3 separate regions of the Homo sapiens genome follow, and regions 1 and 2 are each linked to region 3. A link is an interaction called in ENCODE POLR2A ChIA-PET data of the cell type or tissue named here. Cell type or tissue: MCF 10A. All regions are shown on one strand.

The links. ChIA-PET counts read pairs that join two places held together with the same protein. Peaks named below come from ENCODE experiments on the same cell type or tissue, not always from the same donor. Only the 100,000 strongest peaks of a DNase experiment are listed, where the experiment ranks them.
Region 1: POLR2A ChIA-PET joins it to region 3 with 5 read pairs; 5 of 35 experiments call an interaction of 5 or more read pairs at or near these places.
Region 2: POLR2A ChIA-PET joins it to region 3 with 7 read pairs; 4 of 35 experiments call an interaction of 5 or more read pairs at or near these places.

What each region holds. Positions count from the first base shown.
Region 1 is chr10:63,489,494-63,494,493 of GRCh38, forward strand. It overlaps a transcript of JMJD1C not described here. Among named protein-coding and RNA genes, the nearest start is that of JMJD1C, 26 kb to the left of the region's middle. In MCF 10A, no CTCF peak of the experiment used is centred here; DNase peaks (open chromatin) are centred at 2,268 and 3,108.
Region 2 is chr10:63,260,004-63,265,003 of GRCh38, forward strand. JMJD1C (jumonji domain containing 1C) reads right to left here. Exons shown (of 26, transcript NM_032776.3): 3 at 4,648-4,761. It overlaps LOC124900287 (a long non-coding RNA gene), which reads right to left and starts at 1,384. Exons shown (of 2, transcript XR_007062158.1): 1 at 1-1,384. In MCF 10A, no CTCF peak of the experiment used is centred here; no DNase peak of the experiment used is centred here.
Region 3 is chr10:63,551,803-63,556,802 of GRCh38, forward strand. All of the region lies in intron 1 of REEP3 (receptor accessory protein 3), which reads left to right. Among named protein-coding and RNA genes, the nearest start is that of REEP3, 33 kb to the left of the region's middle. In MCF 10A, no CTCF peak of the experiment used is centred here; DNase peaks (open chromatin) are centred at 1,419 and 2,429.

The DNA.
Region 1 (5,000 bases), 62 kb before region 3:
TTTCACCGAGTACTGGCTGAAAGGAGTGGAGCTGAAACTGTAACTAAAGGACGCATTATGCTTTCAGAAAAATCTCAAGGAAAAGTACTGCAAGCAAGAGGAGTAACTGTTGGATGGGGGTCTAAAAGGAATGAGTGAAGAGATTCAACACTGGGATTACAGGCATGCACTACCACACCTGGCTAATTTTTATATTTTTAATAGAGACATATTTCACCATATTGGCCAGGCTGGTCTTGAACTTCTAACCTCAAGTGATTCACCCACCTCAGTCTCCCAAAGTGCTGGGATTACAGGCGTGAGCCACTGGGTCTGGCCCACTTTTCCAGGTTCTATACCAGGGGTCCCCATCCCCCGGACCATGGACCAGTACCAGTCCATGGCTTGTTAGGAACTGGGCTGCAAAGCAGGAGGTGAGCTGCCTGTGAGGGCGCATTATCTAGCCTGAGCTCTGCCTCCTGTCAAATCAGCAGCTGCATTAGATTCTCACAGGAGGACACTGTGAACTGAGCACACGAAGGATCTAGGTTGCATGTTCCTTATGAGAATCTAATGCCTGATGATCTGGGGTGGAAGAGTTTCATCCCAAAACTATTCACCCACCCCAGTCCTTGGAAACATTGTCTTCCATGAAACTGGCCCCTGGTGCCAAAAAGGCTGGGGACCACTGTTCTACACCTCAGATGTACAAGCTGTCTCCAACCTGAGCCTTGCACATGCTGCTTCCTTTATGGGAATGCACTTTCCCAGACTCTTGACCTACTGAGCTCATTCTCAATTTTTAGGCCTCAGCTCAACTGCCACCTCTTCATGAAGCCCTTCATGGACACCCTCACAGAAAGTGACTCCTCAGTTATTCTTTCTTTCTTGTCCCTCTATTTATTTCCTTCACAGCACTTAGCACAATCTATAATTATTTATTTATTTTATTTTTTTTTTTTGAGACAAAGTCTCACTCTATTGCCAGGCTGGAGTGCAGTGGTGCAATCTTGGCTCCCCGCAACCTCCGCCTCCTAGGTTCAAATGATTCTTCTGCCTCAGCCTGACAAGTAGCTGGGACTACAGATACGCGCCACCATGCCCAGCTTATTTTTGTATTTTTAATAGAGACGGGGTTTCACCATGTTGTTCAGGCTGGTCTCAATCTGTTGACCTCGTGATCCACCCACCTCGGCTTCCCAAAGTGCTGGGATTACAGGCGTGAGCCACCGCACCCAGCCTAATTATTTATTTGCTTGCTTATTAACTGTCTTGTTCACAAGAGTGAATGAAAGCTTCTTGAGGGCAGGAACTCAAGAAGGGCAGGAACTTTGTTTTGTTTAATCACCAACTTCCAATATAAGCATTCAATAAACATCTGTTGAATGCATGAATAAATAAAGGAGGCATTAATAACAATAGTGATGACAAAAATAACAGTTAACATTTACTGAGCACCTACCATGCACGAAGCACGCTAATGAGCAATCTATAGATAGCTCATTTAATCCATGCAACAACTCTATGTGCTAAGTACTAGTTTACTAACCTTAGAAATAAGAAAACTGAGATGACGAATTGTTGTATCTTGCCCTGTGGTCACACAATTTAGTGTGTGGGCAAGATAATCAAGGTAATCTCTTCAAGGTGGCCTAAAAGTTGGCAAAGAATGAAGATGGCAGATGGAGAAAACAGAAATAGTTATTTTACTTAACTTCTCTGCTTCCAACTTTTCTATTACCTTCCTCATCTCATTTTACTATTATAACTTTTCTTTTTCATCACCCCCTCCCCCAGTTATTCTTAACTACTGACTCTTTTCTCCTTGCCACTTGATCTGATTCAAAATAATTTCATGGGGTATCTTAATATTTACATGTAATATTTTAATATAAAACAATTAGTATTCAATAAGATATTACATAAAGACCCACAATTTTATTTTATAGTAAGATGGAATCTGCACCAGTAACTCTTGATCCCCCTTCCTTTCTTGCATAATGACTCGCATAAGGCAGTCAGCTTACTTGTGGACTGTTTTAAATAAAAAGAAAATGAAGAAAAGGAAAATCTTCCTCCTCTTTCCTTTCTATCTCCTAAGAAGGTGGATAAGAGTATAAAATACTACCCAAGCCTATCTTTAAGAGCCCTTCTTTATTGTGTCTGAAAATTTGCTTTGGAGTATGAAATTTTAATTATGCCTTGGTATTGCTCAATTTCATACTGTTATGACACAATCCCTCCTAGTTCTTCCCATAACAGCTTATAGCTACAACCCCCCTCCAGGGAAAAAGCAGGTTTGGGCTCCTCACTCTTTCCAGACAAACAAGGCAACTTTCAGAGAGCTTTCTAAGCAGTTGAATCAGATAGCTACTACAACACTTCTAGTGGAGTCCCAAGAGGAAATTTTCTTGCCAACTTCAGAAACAGCTATTTGTCAGCACAAAACAGAATTCATTCTAAACTAAGAGGGGCAGAGCGGGGGGAATGCAACCTAGCAGAAATTCCTTTTCCTTACAGAGAAACTTTTCCTTTAAACAACATATAGAGTAAATTATAACTTTTTCTTTCTTCTTTCTCTCTCTCTCTTTCGAGACTTTGTCACCCAGGCTGGAGTAAAGCGTGATCTCGGCTCTCTGCACCCTCGACCTCCTGGGCTCAAGGGATCCTCCCGCCTCAGCCCCGGAAGCAGCTGGGACTACAGGCCCATGCCACCATGCCTGGATAATTTTTTGTATTTTTTGTAGAGACAGTGTTTCACCATGTTGCCCAGGCTGGCACTTTTTCTTTCAAAGTCAAGCGGAAACTCCAAATAAAAAGATTCCTTCTGATATGAACAAAGTTTGATGAAATTAATCATGGGAAGAAAAATTTTAGCCTACAATAAAGATTTAAAAGATTATAAAGAAATGGCCAGGCACAGTGACTCACGCCTGTAATCCCAGCACTTTGGGAGGCCAAGGTTGGTGGATCACTTGAGGTCAGGGGTTTAAGACCAGCCTGGCCAACATGACAAAACCCTGTCTCTAATAAAAATACAAAAATTAGCTGGGCGTGGTGGCGTGGTGGCGTGGGCCTGTAGTCACAGCTACTCGGGACTCTGAGGCATGAGAACCACCTGAACCCAGGAGACAGAGGTGGCAGTAAGCCAAGATTGCGAACACTGCACTCCAGCCTGGCTGACAGAGTGAGGCTCTGTCTCAAAACAATATAAAATAAAATAAAATAAAAATAAAAGATTATTTTTAAAAAGCACATTAATAAAAATAATCACTAAAAATATAAGAAAAAGGGAAAAGAAAACAAATTACACTTTTTAATATGCCAATCTCAAAGTGGCAAGTTCAAAGTGTGGATGCAGGTCAAAGCAACTGAACATAATTCAGACAAATAACCCACTACAGTTTTGTCTGAATAACCCCAACATGAACTTAAAGTCTACACTCTTAGCTGTGAGGTACTAACTGAAATATGAGTCTAGATAACTGTCACATATATCTTCAAGGTAAGTATCAGGTGAAAGTGTTAGCTTAAGGGGGAGAAATAGAAGGATGATTTTCAATTGCCTGAATTTCTTTCTTTCTTTCCGTTTCTCTCCTATGTTAACCTTTCCATTATCTTTTTTCAACACCATTCGTAATTCAAGCAAAATCACTGAGTATGGAGACTTAACAAAATAATGTATTCATAGCAAAAAGATATTCCTACAATCTAAATCAACATATATGTAAGAATCACAGGCTATTTTTAAGTAGATGGGAACAAAACTGTTATTTCTTTTTTTTTTTTTTTTTTTTTTTTTTTTTGAGATGGAGTTTCACTCTTGTTGCCCAGGCTGGAGTGCAGTGGCATGATCTAGGCTCACTGAAACCTCCACCTCCTTGGTTCAAGCGATTCTCCTGCCTCTGCCTCATGACTCCTGCCTCCGCCTCATGAGTAGCTGCGATTATAGGCGTCAGCCACCACGCCCTGCTAATTTTTGTATTTTTAATAGAGACAGGGTTTCACCATGTTGTCTAGGCTAGTCTCAAACTCCTGACCTCAGGTGAACCGCCTGACTTGGCCTCCCAAAGTGCTGGGATTACAGGCGTGAGCCACCACCCCCAGCCTAATTCATATTTTTATAATAAAATTTTAAATCTGTTAATTACAGGCGTGAGCCACCACACCCGGCTAATTCCTAATTTTTGAAAGTACATATTATTAGATAATAAATTCAACAGCACCTAAAACAGAAGCATAAATGTTCTCTTTTTGAACATAAATTAATTTAGGGATTAGCCATTTTCACAGAGCAGATGAGTAGCCACTTTACAAATGGAGGGAATAAACTCATATAAAGTTAGAAAGGAACTGGGAAAATAACAAAGCTCTCAAATAACTCTAAGAATGTTTTCTTTCCAATCCAGATCTCTGATCACATTTTTTAAAAAGAAGGAAAAAAATAAAAACAAAGAGAGAGAGAAACCATGGAGTCTTTTCTTCCCGTAGCTGGCAGGAAGTAGGGTATATGATTTCTATGTAGCCTGACTCAGAATACTTTTCAAAGTTTGGAAAGTTGGGCCTGGTGGCTCATGCCTATAATCCCAGCACTTTGGAAGGCCGAGGCGGGCGGATCACCTGAGGTCAGGAGATCGAGACCAGCCTGACCAACACGGAGAAACCCCATCTCTACTAAAAATACAAAAGTTAGCCGGGCAAGGTGGCACATGCCTGTAATCCCAGCTACTTGGGAAGCTGAGGCAGGAGAATCACTTGAACCCGGGAGGCAGAGGTTGCGGTGAGCTGAGATTGCGCCACTGCACTCCAGCCTGGGCAACATAAACGAAACTCCGTCTCAAAAAAAAAAAAAAGTTTGGAAAGTTATTAATCTATAGCAAAGAGTTATAAAGCTTCATTATTAAATAAGTTTCTAGGTTCAAAAAGTGCTGCATATCATTTAAGTTAAAAATGTCATCATATTGTGTATATTAGAAAGCAAAGATATTTAAATTAACTTCTTTTTATATTATGGGAAGAAA
Region 2 (5,000 bases), 290 kb before region 3:
TGATTCTCTTGCCTCAGCCTCCAGAGTAGCTGGGATCCAGAACTTCTAATGGAATCATTCCTTCAGGTCTAGGATTTATGATTCTACCTTATTTTAGGGAAAACACCTCATTACTACAATGAATTTTAATATACTGTAAGATAAACATGCGGTATAATTTTGGACAACCACATTCCGTATCAAATCTCTAACGGTTTTAACTAGTGACCTTTGTTTTATTTCTTTATTACATTTAAAAGCAAAGAGGAATGTGATGCCTAAAAATACTGGACTAACAAGCCAGACCAAGCCAGGTTAGTTGGTATGAATCATGTACAACTTTCAGGTAAGAAATAATCTCTTCCACATTCTCTATGAAGCAACCCCAACCTGAAAACTGTAGGTGTGTGCACGGCCAGTAGCCAAAATCCATGATAAAATGATTTCAAAATCATGCTAAAAGCTAAATATTTCATTTCATTATCAAAATTTTTATGTGAATGTGATCAAAACTGTTATCAAAATTTAATGGAAAGTTTTTTTGAACTTCTATAATCATACTCCAAAGTAAAGCAACAATACCACAGAGATTATAGTAACAACAAAAAAAAAACTATTTTTTTTTGAGATGTAGTCACGCTCTGTTGCCCAGGCTAGAGTGCAGTGGCGCGGTCTCGGCTCACTGAAACCTCTGCCTCCCAGGTTCAAGCGATTCTCCTGCTTCAGCCTCCAAAGTAGCTGGGATTACAGGCGCCCGCCACCACGCCGGTTAATTTTTTTTTGTATTTTTAGTAGAGACTGCATTTCACCATGTTGGCCAGGGTGGTCTCGAACTCCTGACCTCATGATCCGCCCGCTTCGGCTTCTCAAAGTGCTGGGATTACAGGCATGAGCCACCGTGCCTGGCGTAACAAAAAACTATTAAAAGTACCTTTAAGAAGCAATAATTTATTTTCTCCTCCTTCTTCCCAGCTAGCTAAAAAACACAGTAGAATCTGCAGATTTCCCCACTGCTTCCTCTCCCTTTTCCCTTCCCCCCTACTTCAAAGAATGTTAAGTGTAGCCAGGCATGATCAGGAAACCTAAAAGGAGGAAGTAGAAACTTATTTGTGTGCACAGGGAAGGAGAAAGACACTTAACAATATCGAGGCCTGTTGCTTCAGTGGCCTAATTAATATATATCCATTATACTCTCTGAAAATGTTGGTTCAATTTCTCTTTTTAGTCATGTTTCTTTCCAAAATACTAAAAACTATAATATATAATGATTGCATCCTGGAATACCCAACTAAACGTCACCCAAAAATCTGACCAGTGCCGGGCGCAGTGGCTCACAACTGTATTCTCAGTACTTTTGGAGGCCAAGGCGGGGTGGATCATCTGAGGTCAGGAGTTCAAGACCAGCCTGGTCAACATGGCGAAAACCCATCTCTACTGAAAATACAAATATTAGCTGGGAGTGGTGGTGCACACCTGTAATCCCAGTTACTCAGGAGGATGAGGCAGAAGAATTTCTTGAAACCGGGAGGCGGAGGTTGCAGTGAGCTGAGATTGTGCCACAGCACTCCAGCCTGAGCGACAGAAAAAAAAAGAAGAAGAAGAAAAAAAGCTGACCAGGTTAACTAACTTAATACTTGCTATCTGATATTCAATACATTCAAATCATTCAGAGAAAAGAGTGGGCTTCAAACCAATGACTTAAAAGTGAAAGGACTTGTATTAATCCTGACTCATCTGTTTCCTAACCACTACCTTAGTTTATCATTCTGATTTAATGAAGAATAAGGCTGTGCAACTTGTAAAGGAAACTAAAGAAAAACATACTGCTACTGAATAAAATGCTGAGAAATCAAGGATAAAGGTGGCAGACTGGGAATTCCCACTGAAAACATTTAATTAGATTCACAGCAAAGCATCATTTCTGGAAATTTTAAAAACTTACATGTACCTACCACTCTAGACTAAAAAATAATATACACAAAGGCCATTTCCAAAGAGAATTTTCCCCCACCTACTTAAAAAGTTTATAAAGGATAATTAGCATCCATATTAAGAAACTGCCTCATGAAATTTTAAAAAGTGAGAAAGAAATAAGCTCAATTAAAAAGCTTATTCAAGTGTACCCAAACTCCCCTTGACTTACAGAGGGTTACCCTAAGGTTGAGATAGGTCAAGGCACTATTTACAAAATTTATGCCAGTAACAGCTGCCATTTTAAGAAGCTAAGGAATTTAATGTACTGCTTGGACAACTGGTTAGAAAACAATCAATCTGGTATAGAGCCATTGTAATTACACGAACTCTAAATTTTTTTTTCTTCTTTCTAGAACATTTCTGTATTTCATAAGATTTATTTAAATAAATAAATTTAACCATCTTAGGTATCTGTAGTAAATTTTCATTCAAAATAAGATAAATGTCTATCATTTACACATGGGAGAAAATATTTTTATATTTATAACCTGATCTTATTTAAAAACCCTAACTATAAAAAATGCACATAGAAAAGCTCTGCTATAAACCAGCACTTAGTCTAAAATTCGTAAGAAATTCTAAAACTAAGGTATGCTAGATCCCAAATCAAGTGCTCTCATGTTAATTCCTACTGATTTCTTTGAACTCGGAATTCACATTTTTCAGAAACACAATGGTTAAAATGTCAAGTCAATCACTTCACTTCTGGAAGATATGGCATCCTTCTAGGCCAGAGGGTGACTTAGTATATACACTAGCAGAGCAGATTAAATAGCTTACTAACAGAGACAAACATACAATTCACTAAACTGCGTTAAGACTTTAGCTCTTATGCCTCTCAAACTGTTTTAAAAAAAGTTAGGGTACCCCCCCCACTCTCCCCCAGCATATTCTTTCAATCATTGTAATTTTCAAAAACATGTCGAGTTTTAGGCCACCTGGCAAGAGTTTATTTTTAAAAGTAATTTCTACATAACGATTTCACTTCTCTAAACCAAATCCAAGCTGAAACTTGGTTCCAAAAGTGCTAATAATACAACCACAGAATTAAAACATTAAGATTTGGAAGGTTCCTTTGATTTCACCTAGATTCACCTACTCTAACTCCCTCTAACTGACTGGGGGAAATGAAATGATAAGGTCTGTAGTAAACTAAATGGTATTCACAATTAACAAAATAAAACCCCAGGGAAAAGCTCCAACACCTCCACTATTAAATTGGGATTTGCTATGAAATAAATATTATAAACAAAGAACAAAAGCTAACAATACAAAAAAACTAGGTCCTTTAAAGAAACAAGAAAAATCAAGTGGAAAGACAAGAGCACATCTATATAGACTTCAAAACATGAAATAATGTTTACACTAAATGAACTAACATCTCATTTTGGTGGACCTAAGAGAACTATTCTAATTCCCTAAGTATTACAAATCCATGCACAACAAATAACTGCTCATTAACACAAGCTCTTGTTCTCTCCATGGAAATAATAGCTCTACATTTTATTTTTGAAAAACAGTAACAAGTCTGAAATAAAATAGTATTAACTTTTTACTCCATTAGAAAAAATTTAAACTGGTTCACTCATCCTTTCTTTCCATGCAATTACTGTATTATTTTAAAACATCTGAGTAAAAAGAAATCTATAATATATCCATTTAATTCAACCTAAACTCTAAATATACAAATGAAGGCCAGGTGTGGTGGCTCACGCCTGTAATCCCAGCACTTTGGGAGGCCGAGGCGGGCAGACCACTTGAGGTCAGGAGTTCGAGACCAGTCTGGCCAACATTGTGAAACCCCATCTCTATTAAAAATACAAAAATTAGCTGGGCGTGGTGGTGTGTGCCTGTCATCCCAGCTGCTCTGGAGGCTGAGGCAGGAGCATTGCTTGAACCCAGGAGGCGGAAGTTGCAGTGAACCAAGAACGTGCCACTGCATTCCAGCCTGGGTGAAAGAGTGAGACTCCATCACGGAAAAAAAAAAAAAAAAAAATACACATACACACACACACACACACACACACACACACACACACACACACACACACAATTCTGTGAGCTTTACTTATACCTGAAAAAATTAACTGGTAATTTCAACAATCTTAAAAAATATTTAGCTTAATACTTTTGATGAGTTTCTTCACATAATTAAAAGCTAATAGTCAACTGGAAAATGTTTTCCTAATTAAATGTATTTGTATTTAAATTGCAATAATGGAGAACTGAAATTTATATATAAAATCATTCAATTACTGACAATCTAAAAAAATTTCCCCTTTAAAAAAAGAACTATTATGCTAAACTGATAGGTATACATAAACACTAATCTCATTTAATTATATTAATTTACCCAATTCTTAACGTTTAGCATTGAAGACAATTTATACTAATATTTAACCAATTATTTTCTAATAATGATTATTTAGAATGTCAGATACTTTATTTTGTTTACTTCTGTATTCCTTGCAACAGAACACTGCCTGGCTCATAGTAGGTTCTCAGTATATATTGTTAATTGAATTAATAAATCGTTTATCCTATAAGCAAAATCAACTGACTGCATTCATTGGGTTTTTCACACAACTAGAAGTTAGATGAAATGATATTTAAAGAATATTGTTTAAAGAATGTCTGAATATCAATAAAGTTTAATTAACCTTTAATTTTAAAAAGTAATCTAAAATTTCTTACCTGGTAGGGCTGAAAGGCACTATCTTCAGTTAAAAAATCCAGTTGCTTATCTACAAGGAATTCTACTGCAGTGACTGAACTGGGTATATTTCTTTCAACCAGAGGTTTGAAAGTCTGCCAAGAAAAAAAAAATTTCTAATGATAATTTTCTGGGTAGTATCCTGAAATTATGAAGGAACACACACCAATACAATGTATCAATGTCATTATCACTACAGAGTCTTAGGGTACCTAATATTAATTTTCATATTATAAACTAATGCTTTTATCTACACCATAAGGTATCTGTGTTTATTTAAAAGAAACAAACTAGATCTACATGTGATATGGGCATATTTGAGTATACTAAGTCC
Region 3 (5,000 bases):
CCTTAGGAAAAACCAGGAAAATTTGAATAAAGTATGGACTTCAATTAATAACGATATATTATTATTAGTTTCTTAATTGTGGCAAATGTGTCATACCAATGTAAAATTTTAAGAATAAGAGAAATCAGTTGTGGAGTTTATGGGAACTATCTGTACTATCTTCACACTTTTTCTGCAAAACTGTTCTAAAATTAAAATTTTATTTTAAAAGAGTAAGTGGCCAACATTATGGCATTTCTGTCTTAATTATTATATCTCCTAAATAAGGCATTATCTTATATAGTCACAAGACAAATATCACTTAAGAAATACAGCACTGGGGCCGGGCACAGTGGCTCACGCCTGTAATCCCAGCACTTTGGGAGGCCGAGGCAGGTGGATCACGAGGTCAGGAGATCAAGACCATCCTGGCTAACACGGTGAAACCCTGTCTTTACTAAAAATACAAAAAAAAAAAAATTAGCTGGGTGTGGTGGCACATACCTGTAGTTCCAGCTACTCGGGAGGCTGAAGCAGGAGAATGGCATGAATTCAGGAGGCGGAGCCTGCAGTGAGCCGAGATTTTGCCCCTGCACTCCAGCCTGGACCACAGAGCAAGACTCCGTCTCAAAAAAAAAAGAAAGAAATATAACATTGATGAACTATTAATACCTAAAGTAGTTCATATCCAAAATACCCAAGTTGCCCAAGTAGTGCCTTATGTAGCTACCTGGTTATTGTTTTTAATACAGAATCCAATCAAATAGCATTGCATCTTATTGTCATTTCTCTTTTTTCTCCCTAGCAGAACAGTGCCCTCATGATGAGGAATTTTAACACCCCTTCTTTTCAGTTGATAGATGGACTGCCCTTCATTTAATCACTTGTATATGTTTCTTTAGGGAGGAAAAAAGTAGTAAAGTTAGGATTGGTGGAGATTATACCATTTCTCAAGTAGGATCATCCCAGACTGCCTTTGAGTGACGTTTCATTAGACACAGGGGGCTTGCTAGTGCCAAGCAGCCAGTCTGCTGGTTTTGTGCTGTAATTACTGATGTCAGAATTAAATTAGGTGGTAGTGTAGTTCTTGTGGCACATGTTTGTTTCTTTTTCTGTCAGGTTGTCCCAGATAGAAATAAAGTTCCCACCTCTCTGATTTTCTTGTAGTAAGAAAGTACTTAGACATTGTCTTTGTCAGTTGACCATCTCAAGAGAACATGGAGAATACTCACAAATGCTTTTACAATGACTTAATTTTTATGTTCTGGTTGTTACTTCTGTAATGTAACTTCTGTTATTGTTCACTTACTTTACAAAATAAGAAGACCAAACCTTTTTTTAAAGCCCCGTTAATGAAAGACAGTAAACAGGCAGTGTGGCTCTGAGAGGAGGGAGAGCTCACAACATGAAGAGCGAGATTGTTCTAGCTACAGGGAGTGGCATGGGAAAAAATTACTGTGTTGGAGATGCTGGAGGTATTAGAGTGATTTGAATAAATGGAATGAAGGAAGTGGTTTAAGAAATATGAAAATAGAATGTTTTGGTTTCCAAATCATCACAAATTTAATTTTCATTAAAAAGCGATAGCAAGTTCACTGATGTATCCCTAGTGATAGAAAAACACAGTGCCTTGACATGTAGTATGCCGTCAGTGATACCTGTTATTGTTTAATGGAGACTTAAAAGATTGTTTGAAAGCAAAATATTAAATTAACCTGGTGAAGCGTTTTCATGCTCATTGGTGAAGTGCCTGTAGGTGACTGTAGCTTAGACTGTACATTAGGTATGAATGTTCTATGGGAGGGCTTGGCCAGAATTTTATATCTGAGTTCAGTTTAGAGAAGTTCACTTTGTGGTCATGTGATACTGAATGAATTGCACAGAATAGGGTAGAATTTGTGTTTATGGCTTTCCTTACTCATCCTCCTTTAATTTGTAGAGACGGATGTATTTCAGGAGAGGAAATTTTTTGCAATGTTTTCACAATTGTTTGTACATGTTTTTTCTTCACCAGAAGCTTTTTAAAACTTAGATTGGCCGGGGGCGGTGGCTCACGCCTATTTGTAATCCCAGCACTTTGGGAGGCCGAGGCGGTTGGATCACAAGGTCAGGAGATCGAGACCATCCTGGCTAACACGGTAAAACCACGTCTCTACTAAAAATACAAAAAATTAGCTGGGCGTGGTGGCAGGCGCCTGTAGTCCCAGCTACTCAGGAGGCTGAGGCAGGAGAATGGCGTGAACCCGGGAGGCAGAGCTTGCAGTGAGTGGAGATCGCACCACTGCCCTCCAGCCTGGGTGACAGAGCAAGACTCCGTCTCAAAAAAAAAAAAAAACCTTAGATTGCAATTGAACTTTCACGTTATCTTTAAGTCAGTGGGCCTAATGGTAAGTTCAAATTTTACACATCCTGTGCTTAAGGGGCTAAATAAAGTAAACAACTCCTCTGAGTCAAGAGTTACTCAGGAATCAGGAATTGGTCAGATCATGAGTAATCATTTGATAGGAATTAAAGGGTGTGATGATTGTTGATTAAAGACATGCATATTCCTTTATGTAGACTTAGTATACAATCAGAAAATGGGTCTCAGATATTTTTTTTATATGACAGTAGTATGCCTGTGGAATTACAATTGTTTAGAGAACTTCGGAATATTGACATCATCGAACTGTTAATATTGGGGATCTGCTATGAGCTATACATTGTATGAAATACAGGTTTTCTTTGGGGGACAGTTTTTTGGTATAGAGGAAAGAGCACAGGTCTTCAAATTAGAAGTTCTATGTTTTGGCTTTAACACTTGCTATGTGCTTAATTCATAAGATCATTAATCTCTCTAAGCCTTACTTTTATCATCTGTAGAACTAGAACAATAGCACCTACCTCGCCTATGAATTTTCTGTGTGTAATGACAATCAGGATGGAAAAATTGCAGCTGGAAAACTGTGGAGTGCTGTAGATTGTAGGGACCATTGTCTTCTTTCAGCCCTATGAGCCATTCTGTGGTACTCTACCCACAGGATGCTGAGTTACTGGAGTGCTTCAAGGGTTTGTAGCCCTTGATTCTACAGTGTACTCTGTTCCAAGTTCAGCATTCTTCTAAACATTTTTTTGTTGGGGTCTACCACATGGTAGGCCCTTGTGGTTGTAGTGGGGCGTGGCTAGTGGGGAGAGAGTGAGGAGATGAGGAAGTTTGAGTCTGAGTTGCTGTAGCTTGATTTTTTTTCCCCTCTAGTTTCATCTTTACCTTTCCTTTTAGAATAGAAATTATAGGCTCTGGAGTAAAATTAGAAATGTAGCTCCAATTTAGCTAAGTTTAGCTCTAACATGAAAATTCCAAGTTTCATAGCTTTTGATGAGTATTATGAAAAACATAAAGTCTTTCAAAGGAATTTCCACTGTCTTTTTCTCTCCTTCATGGTTTTAAACATGGGGACCTTTGGTTATAGAATTCAGGATTTGGGGCTGTTGTTGTTTTTTTCCCCATGGGTTTGACTCTTTCTCCTTGTATGGAATTTTCATATTTTTCTTTAAGGTTTAGTCACTTAACCATTGTTTTACTAAATGGGAATTCTCTACTGACAGAGATTTTTAGCAACAAATGTATTTTTCTTAAAATTTGTGTAAGACAAAAATTACATATTATTTTGGCAGTGATCATGCATGACCTTTGCTACCTGATGGCTGCCATGGCAGAAAAACTCATGTAGGAAGTTTATCACAGGGAGAATATACACAGGTACCTTGGTTATCAGTAGACTTTGCACTACTTGTAACCATTTAGTCTACTCTTTGTAACTCTCTCTTCTTTTATCATGATGTCTTACATTTATTTTTGCATCTAAGTGAAGGATAGAGCGTGGCAAAAGTCCAGATAACCTATAATGACTTTCACATTACTTTAAAAAATCCAGTTAACCAACGTACTGTACTGACAACATATTGCTTAATCATAATCAGTTTTAATCCAACACCAAACTAAGCATAATATTGTCACACATTGGTTTGTTGAAGATGCAGAATTTAGAAATTCAGATCCTTGAGCCCTACTGCCAAAAATCCTCCTTCCCAGTTGATTATTTTACATAGACAGGTTTGGGAGCTACTGAACCATTTGTAAGGGGCACTTTTCAAATAATTGTCAAGGGTTTAAAATTCATCAGAGGATTCTACAATCAGTGAAAATAAGTTGTCTTAGGAACCTGTTAACTGCATTTATCTCTTTATTTATGAAGTTCCTAAGAAACATTTCCTCTGGGGGAAAAATGCTACCTTGAAAAAAAACCAGAAAACCATTCTTATAAACTATTTCTGGGATTCCTCATTGAGATTAAGATTCTGATTTTATTTTATTATTTATTTATTTATTTGAGACAGAGTCGCTCTGTCACCCACTGCAACAGAGCTCACTGCAACCTCCGCTTCCCAGGTTTAAGCGATTCTCCTGCCTCAGCCTCCCAAGTAGCTGGGATTACAGGCGCGGGCCACCATGCCCGACTAATTTTTTTTTTTGTATCTTTAGTAGAGACAGGGTTTCACCATGTTGGTCAGGCTGGTCTCGAACTCCTGACCTCAAATGATCCGCCCACCTTGGCCTCCCAAAGTGCTGGGATTACAGGCGTGAGCCACCATGCCTGGCCTATGATTCTATTTTTTAAATTCATTACAGTCTATATTAATATTAGAGAACTAATACTCAAACAGAATTTGAGTGAACTATTATAAATGACAGAAAAATTTGCCCTCTCTCTTAATTTTACATGAAATCATTTTTAAAATTGGTGGGGTTTTTGTTTTGTTTTGTTTTGTTTTGTTTTGTTTTCTGTTTGCTTGTTTTTTTTTTTGTTGTTTTGTTTTTTTTTTTTTTTTTTTGAGACGGAGTCTCGCTCTGTCGCCCAGGCTGGAGTGCAGTGGCGGGATCTCGGCTCACTGCAAGCTCCGCCTCCCGGGTTCACGCCATTCTCCTGCCTCAGCCTCCCAAGTAGCTGGGACTACAGGCGCCCGCCACTACGCCCGGCTAA